Regions from separate parts of the Homo sapiens genome. Here all the other regions are linked to region 1. The links are chromatin loops, found by intact Hi-C in ENCODE. Cell type or tissue: B cell. All regions are shown on one strand.

Evidence for each region. A loop is a pair of places that touch in the nucleus more often than their neighbours do. Peaks named below come from ENCODE experiments on the same cell type or tissue, not always from the same donor. Only the 100,000 strongest peaks of a DNase experiment are listed, where the experiment ranks them.
Region 2: a loop joins it to region 1, with 10 times the contacts of the local background. A loop is called at or near these places in 24 of 110 quality-filtered maps.
Region 3: a loop joins it to region 1, with 4 times the contacts of the local background. A loop is called at or near these places in 2 of 110 quality-filtered maps.

The regions. Positions count from the first base shown.
Region 1 is chr20:1,801,226-1,803,725 of GRCh38, reverse strand. No RefSeq gene overlaps it. Among named protein-coding and RNA genes, the nearest start is that of SIRPA, 93 kb to the left of the region's middle. RefSeq lists a silencer at 105-354. In B cell, CTCF peaks have their summits at 1,237 (motif pointing left) and 1,245 (motif pointing left); DNase peaks (open chromatin) are centred at 15 and 1,215; H3K4me3 peaks cover 1,401 bases; H3K27ac peaks cover 1,336 bases.
Region 2 is chr20:1,869,867-1,872,366 of GRCh38, reverse strand. LOC124904857 (a long non-coding RNA gene) reads left to right here. Exons shown (of 3, transcript XR_007067496.1): 3 at 181-1,576. Among named protein-coding and RNA genes, the nearest start is that of SIRPA, 24 kb to the left of the region's middle. RefSeq lists an enhancer at 1,340-1,499. In B cell, no CTCF peak of the experiment used is centred here; DNase peaks (open chromatin) are centred at 276 and 1,316; H3K27ac peaks cover 696 bases; H3K27me3 peaks cover 304 bases.
Region 3 is chr20:2,005,693-2,008,192 of GRCh38, reverse strand. PDYN-AS1 (PDYN antisense RNA 1) reads right to left here. Exons shown (of 4, transcript NR_134520.1): 4 at 676-1,261. Among named protein-coding and RNA genes, the nearest start is that of PDYN, 13 kb to the right of the region's middle. RefSeq lists a silencer at 1,976-2,270. In B cell, CTCF peaks have their summits at 1,339 (motif pointing left) and 1,353 (motif pointing left); DNase peaks (open chromatin) are centred at 1,302 and 2,182; H3K27me3 peaks cover 1,141 bases.

The DNA of each region.
Region 1 (2,500 bases):
CGGTGCGCTAACAAAGGCATTTGCATGAAAACAGGAACCCCGTCTGCAGAAAGGACTCGTTGGCGGGGTGCATCGTGCGCTCCAGTGCCCCTACCGCGGCGCCCCGCTCCCCAGGTGGGGAAGAAGCGGGGTGCGGGGACTGGCCCCAAACACGGCTCGGCCGGCGGGGACCGGCACGCTGCGGCCCGGGCGACCCCCTTCTCCGCCCCTTTCCCAGGCCGGCGGAAACGGCCGTCTCGGGCGTGGGCGCGCTTCTGCGGACTCCTCGGGACCTTTTACCCAGGCGTGCGGCCGGGGCGCCCGGGGCCTCGGGGAGCCGGCGCCAGCGTGCGGAGCGCAGCGGAGCGGAGGGAGCGGCGGGAGCGGCGTCCGTGGCTGGTCCAGGTCTGGGGCGCAGCCTCCAGGCTCGCCCTGCGCCGCTCTGGGCCTCGGCCTCTTCGCCTGTTCGACCGGGGCGCAAGCGTGTCACAGCGCCTGTCTGCAGGGGGAAGCGGGCTTCCCAGAGGGGCGCGTGGCTCGCAGAGGGGCTCCGGGAATATCCGCTCCGTTGGCCCTTTCCAGAGCTTTTCCTTAGCTGCTTCTCCTTTGAAATCCGCCTTTTTCCCAGCAGCCCTTGGAGGCAGGATAAATTAAGTGGTAAAAGCAGAGGATTAGGAACCGGGAACCCTGGATTCAAATCCTGCCCGCCGCTGACCAGCTTTGTAACCATGAGCAGGTTACTCCGCCTCTGGAGGCCTCAGCTTCCCCGTCTGTAAAATGGGGCCTAACACAGTCCAGAAAGTGCTTAGTGCCGCAGTGTCACACACCGAGTGCTTAATTCATTCTTAAAATTATCACTTCCAGCTGTGGGACAGGCGCAGGGTAGAAAGGGGTTTTCTTAAGGTCACAGGCGGGGTCAAAGGCAAACCCTCCGGGTCCTCACAAGTAAGACTTGCGAAGCAGCAAGTTCCCCAAAGGGTCTTATCCAGCCGGGTAAGGAGCGCCGGGGCATCTCCCCCCTCTCTCTCCGCGAAGACGCACAAGCAATGGCTGGCGAACCTACTGCCTGGAATGGGGTTCTTGGGTCGAGACCTTTAAAAAAATAAAGAAGAGGAAGAAGAAAGAAAGAAAACAAACAAACATGCACGCAAAAACGGAATGCCAGAGCCTTTGATCTAGGAGCCAGCTTGCTATTCAGGGCCGACCACCGTCTCGCCGCAGTTCCTCCCCGGGAAGGAAGCCTCGCGCTGCCCTCCGGTGGCAGGCGAGGTAGTGTCGCCTGGGCGCAACTCACAAGCAGGGGTTTACCGGAGAAGCCAGCTTCGCTCTGCGCGGGTGGGGGCTGTGGGGGAGAGAGGAGGGAAAATCGGAATTGTTCCCTGACTGCTGTTTTTTGGTCCCGGTGGATCTTGGGAGTCTTGGAAAGAGAATAATAAGGCTCTCTGCATTTGAAAGGCATAGGAGTTTTTACATTCTGGTTTTATTTATTTTTGAATGGATAACACATTTACACGATTCAAAAGATAAAAAAGAGGATAGCGTGAAAAGGAAGTCTCGCTTCCACTCTTGTTCCCCAGGCACCCAGTTCCCCTTCCTAGAGACAGCCATTGTTACATGTTTCTGTGTACCCACCCGGAGACAGTCCATGCAAATGCAAGTATTTTACAGGATCAATAGTAGCTTGCTCTGTATACTCTTCTGCCTCTTGCTGCTTCGCTTAAAAATGCATCATGGAGTTTGTTCCATGTTGATTCACATAGGGCTGCCTCGTTCTTTTGAACAGCTGCATAATATTCCATTGTTTGGCTCTCCTGTAATTATTTGATCAGTGTTCTATTGATGAGCCTTGAGGCTGCTTCTAATCTTCTGTAATCACAGTGTGTTACAACAAATAAGCACCTACATGCATTGTTATGCCTAGGTGCCAGTGAGGCACATAGCTATTGCGGTATAACAAACCACTCCGAAATTCAGTGGCTTTAAATAGAAAGCTTTTGGTATTGCTCATGTGGGTCAGCTGGGTAGCACTGCTGATCTGGGCCAAGCTCAGCTAACTTTGCATTTGCTCCTTGTGTCTGGGATCAGAAAGGGTGGGTCAGCTGGGGCTGGTTTATTTAGGATGGTCTAAATCACATGTCTGGTAGTTGACTGGCTATCAGCTAGGGTTAGAGGGGTGTTCAGGCTATGTGTCCGTCAACATCTGATAACATGCAGTGCCTCCTGAGACTGTATAACTGGTGTGAATTTACATCCATTACATTCTGTTGGTGCAAACATGTCACAAGCCAGCCCAGATTCAAGAGGTGGGGAAATAGAAATCACTTCTCCCAGGGAGGAGCAGCAAAGTCACACGGCAGAGTATGATGCAAGGGCCCTGAGGTATTGTGGCCATTTAAAAATATATTTATAATGTTATAGTTAGCATTATGGTGATAACATTACCTTTGGATATAAACATTACCTTTGCCATTACCTGACAGACGTTACCTCAAGCCTCAAGGCTCATCAACAGAAGACTGAT
Region 2 (2,500 bases), 69 kb before region 1:
TCAGAGAGGCAAAGTGATGGGCTGTGGGACACACATCTGGAAAATGGTACAGTCAGCACATACACACGCACACATCTGGCTGTGCTCTGGTTGCCTCTAACAAGCATTTATTGAGCCCCTGCTGTATACCGAGCATTTGTGATATTTGTGAGCATAGTCATTACCTACATCCTCTCATAGGCTGGAGGCAGCGTAAGAGGAAGGAGATCCTCCTACATGGCGTGATGGGTGCAGCAGCAGCAGCAGGTGACACTCATGCAATGTGCCAGGCACACACCCAAGGATGTCTCATCACTCCATGCCACAGCCCTGTGGTCACGTGGTGAACATAGCTTGGGTGGTGATGAGCAGCCAGCCTTGGTCCAGCCCCTGTTCTCAAGTGTGGGTGGTCTTGGGTTGACTGGGGTTGGGGGGAGGTTAGGAAACAAGCCCTGTGACCATTGGACCTTTCTCAGGTAGTGGTGGGCGGTGTGAGCTTTATGTCTTTGCTCTCAGGACAACACAGAGCAGCTGATAATGCTGCTGTTCATTGACCCTGTGATGGTACTGTGGTGTAGTTTATACAATTGAACCTTCGGATTTCACTTACTACCTGAGGGTGGGTTTTTAATGGTCTGTTATTATTATCTCCATTTTACAGATGAAGAAAACTGAGGTTCAGAGATTCTAAGTAGGGAGGATTTGAATCTGGCGCTTGATTGCCAAGGCCTGTCCCCTAACTGCCTCCTGGTTCTCTGGGGAGGGAGGGATGAGGCAGGTCAGGGGCTCTGGGCTGGCTTCCCAAAGGAGGAGGTGAGGGCTAGACTGAGACTTGACGGACAAGCAGGCGTGGGACTGATGGAGCGCGTGTGTGTGTGTGTGTGGAGAGGGGGTGGCGGCTTGGGCAGGGCTTACTAGGTGGGGCCCAGCGGGGCTGGAAGGTGGGAGCAGGGGAGCCGGCTGCAATCTCAGCTTGTCACCTGGGTTACCCTGTGTTAGTAAAATCAAAGTGAGGTCACGCCCCCTCCTGCACTCAGAAGACTCCTGTGGCTCCACGTTGCATGTGGAGGAAAAGCCGAAGTTCTGACAGTGGCCTGCCAGGCCCTGCCCTGGCTGACCCCGGCCACTCCTCTGACCTCATGTCCAGTCTAGGTCCCCTTTGCTCACTGAGCTCAGGCCGTGCATTCAGGAACCACGTCAGGGATGCTCACGGCCCTTCTGCCTGCAAAGCTCTGCTCGGAGATATCTAGAGGGCCCCCTTACCTTGCCAAATCTTTTCATAGACAGGCCTTCCCTGACCATCTTATTTAAAATTGTGACATCCCCCTTTCCGCACCCCTGCCTCTCACACTCTCGCTTCCCCTTTCTTGGTTTAATTGCTACTTTTTCACAGCACTTATCAGCATCTGACATGCTATGTATTTTACTTGCTTATTTGTTTAGTGCCTGGCAGTCCCTGTAATGACGTCAGCTTTAACTGAGATTTTGTCCATGTTATTCACTGCTATATCCCCAGAGCCTAGAACAATGCCTGGCACATACTAGGTGCTCAATAAAATAAATTGTTGCCTAAATAAAAATACCAGCAATGACCCCATCTCATCATCATCCCTCTGCAAGTCATTTTATTTTTTTTCCAGTTTTGGAAGTTGAGGCTCAGAGAAAGCAAGGAGCTTACCCATGGTCATGTAGCGAGTAAAGGGGCAGGGTGGGTGCCCAGCTCTCCTCAGGAAAGAAGGACTTACTGCCCAGCTATTGGTGGTGCAGCAAAGTCCCTGTTGGAGATTGCCCAGTTAAGGAGAGCAGTCTTGCCTGAGGTCATGTCCCCTCCCTGGGCAGCTCATATCTGATGACCGATTTATTCAGGCTCTAAAGGCCCAGCCCAAGCCACTGACCGCAGCCCCAGGCTCTGGTGGCAGTGGAGAGAGAAGCACAGCTTACTTACACCTGACAGCCCTAGGCAGAATGTTTTAGATGCCATATAAGTTGAATTATGTCTTCTCCCACCCGCACCAAATTCATATGTTGAAGCCCCAACCCCCAACACCTTAGCATGTGACTGTATTTGGAGATTGGGTCTTTAAAAAGGTAATTAATTACATGAGGTCATTGAGGGTGGATCTTAATTCAGTATGACTGGTGTCCTTTATAAGGACAACTTTATAAGAAGAGGAGATTAGGATGCAGACACACACAGAGGGAAGACCAGGTAAAGACACAGAAAGAAACAGCCATCTACAAGCCGAGGAGAGAGGCCTCAGAAGAAACCAGCCCTGCCAACACCTTGATCTTGGACTTCTAGCCCCCAGAATTGTGAGACAATAAACTTCTGTTGTTGAAGCACCAGAATATCCTGTGGCTCCGCATTGTGTGCAGAGGAAAAGCGAAAGTCCTTAGAGTGACCCCCAAGGCCCTGCCCTATCTTCTCTCTCTAGACCATAAGTTCCCTGGGAGACGGGTGCTTGTCTGTCTTCTATACTGTGTCTCCAGTATCTAGTGTAGTGTCAGAAACACAGCAAGT
Region 3 (2,500 bases), 200 kb before region 1:
CATAAAAGGTCATGCAACTTCTGCCTGTTCACTGGAACACTAGCTTTTAGAATCCTGCTGGAGAGGCCAAGGTAAGGCATTGTAGCTGAACCCAGCCTTTGAGGCAACACTGCCTGGGACCATGTGAAAAAGTCTCAGGTTATTCCAACCCCCACCTATTTGAGTTTTCCAGTCTGAGACCCCAGACATCATGCAGCAGACACAGCCATACCTGTTATATCCTGTCTAAATTTCTGATCTAAGACTCTGTGAGCATAATCGAATGATTGCTTTGTTATCCCACGAAGTGTTAATGTGGTTTAATATGCAAGAATAGAGAGCTGAAAGAGTAGATATATTATTAGTATTCTCCCATCTTACAAATGAAGAAGCTGAGTTTCAGAAAGATTAAGCAACTAGATCCAGGCCTTGCAGACAGTCAATAGTAGAGCCACGATTGAATCAAGGTCTGGTTAATTGCAGAGCCTGCTCCCTTCTGATGATCCCGGGTGACTCCTACACTGAGTAGGGCTCCCTGACAAAAATCTCCCAAGCTCCCCCGTTACTGCTCTTCAATCTGGAGACCCACTTTGGTCAATCTAGATTTCAATGACTAGGATTTGATTACAGAAACAGCCTTCGTGACACATTTGATTTGCATTCTTTTCAAATAATTGAAAGACATTCACTCTGCAATCGCTTCTTTTCTGACTTTATTTTCCCCTCCACACCCACAGGCAGGAGCCAGATATTTTTGCCAAGCCTGACAAATCTGCTCCTCTCCCCACATTGCCCCCAGTGCACCAATGCCCACTAGTCCCCTATTAAATCCCAGTCAGGGTTGTGAGAAGGCTGATTCAGCTCCCTCTCCCCACCCCCTCAGAAGAGTTAGGGATGAGCAAATCACTTATTGGAGTAATTCTGGGAGCTGAGGCAGAGCCATGGCTGGAAGCCACCCACTAACAAGAAACCCAGGACATCAATCAGCCAAACTGATTTTTCCGCTGCCGCAGCCACTTAAACAGTTATCTTTGCTCGAGGCTTTGTCCAAAGTTACTCAATCAGTGGGTTCCTGGGCGATAAGTCACGGCAGCCTCACTGCACTGTCTCTGTGTCCTAGGGCTGCCTCTTTACTCACTTCTCGAGAGGGGTTGAAGTTCATTTTTTGCACTCTAAAAAGAAGAGCTCCTGCACTGCTTGCGCACATATTCTGGTTATAGCGGGAAGATGAAAAAGGATATTGAGGTCTGCTGGGATATCAATACGCTTCTCATTTGACGCCCTGCGGAGGCAAGGGAAGGATGTTTTAATTCATTTTATAGCGCCCCCTGCTGGTCGCGTGGTCCAGCTGCAACAAACGCATGATCCAAGCCTTCCGGGGAGCCCCTTATAAGCCATTTGTGGGGTGGGGAGGGGACCCATTAGCCACACAATCTCCTTTTCCATTTTACATATGGCAAAGTTGAGGCCAGAAAGAAAAACATGATTCCCTCAAGGTTGAATAGTGAGTCAGTGCTATTGTTAGAATCAGCCTCTCCCAAGCTGGCACCTTTTCTAGGCTCCGAGAGTGCCCAGCGCATAGTTAAGTGGCTCTGCTTGACAGCACAGCATGAAATTAGGAGGTCCTGGATTCAAACCTAAGCTCTGCCGCTTAATAGCTGTCACGAGAAGGGAGTTCTCAGAGACCCAGTTTTCTCATCTATGAAATAGGGGTAAAATAAAAATGGGTAAAATAGGATTTTGTGAGGATTCATTCATCCACACATTTATTAAAAACCTATTGAGTGTCTACTATGGGCCAGGCACCGTGCTGGGTACTTGCGGTATAATGGTGAATACAACATTGCAGTACCTGTTTTCTGCTTTTTTGTTTGTTTTTAGGGTGACAGTCTAATGAGAGTATTAGATAACATATGCAAATACACAGCATAAATTTAACAACTGTTGAGAAGGGAAACATTTTCCCTTTGATTCTCCACACTTTCCAAGTATCAGGAGGCTCGGGGCCTTGCCCCAGCTGTATCAGTTTAGGAATATTGATGACTCGAAGAGATTAAGTGATTTAAAGGTCAAGACCACATAAATCTCTGTATTCTTCAGTATGCCTGCCCCCAGGATGTGCTCAGTAAATATTTGTTTGGTTGCATGAATGTCCCACGTTCTGGCTTCCTCGCCTCCCCGGCTGCCAGCCAATCGCTGTCCGTGGTGCTGAAAAGCAAATTCCTGCTACCGAGCATGAGGCGGCGCAGGTGCTGAGGCAGAAAATGGAGCCCAGGGGAAGTGAATAAAGAGAGGAAGAATGAGCCAGCTTTTCACTGACTATTAGTGACATCTTCATTTTGCCATCTCTTGGAATCCAAAGCTAATATTCCTTTTTCCAGATGTCCCCACTTGGCATTTCTTGCTAGCTGGAAACACTGGGCAGATAGGTGATGCAGGATGATCATGTCTACAATGGGGGTGGGTGGGGGAGAAGGGGTACTGGGAGTCCACAGCCCCATAAAGCCCTATTTTAAAGTGT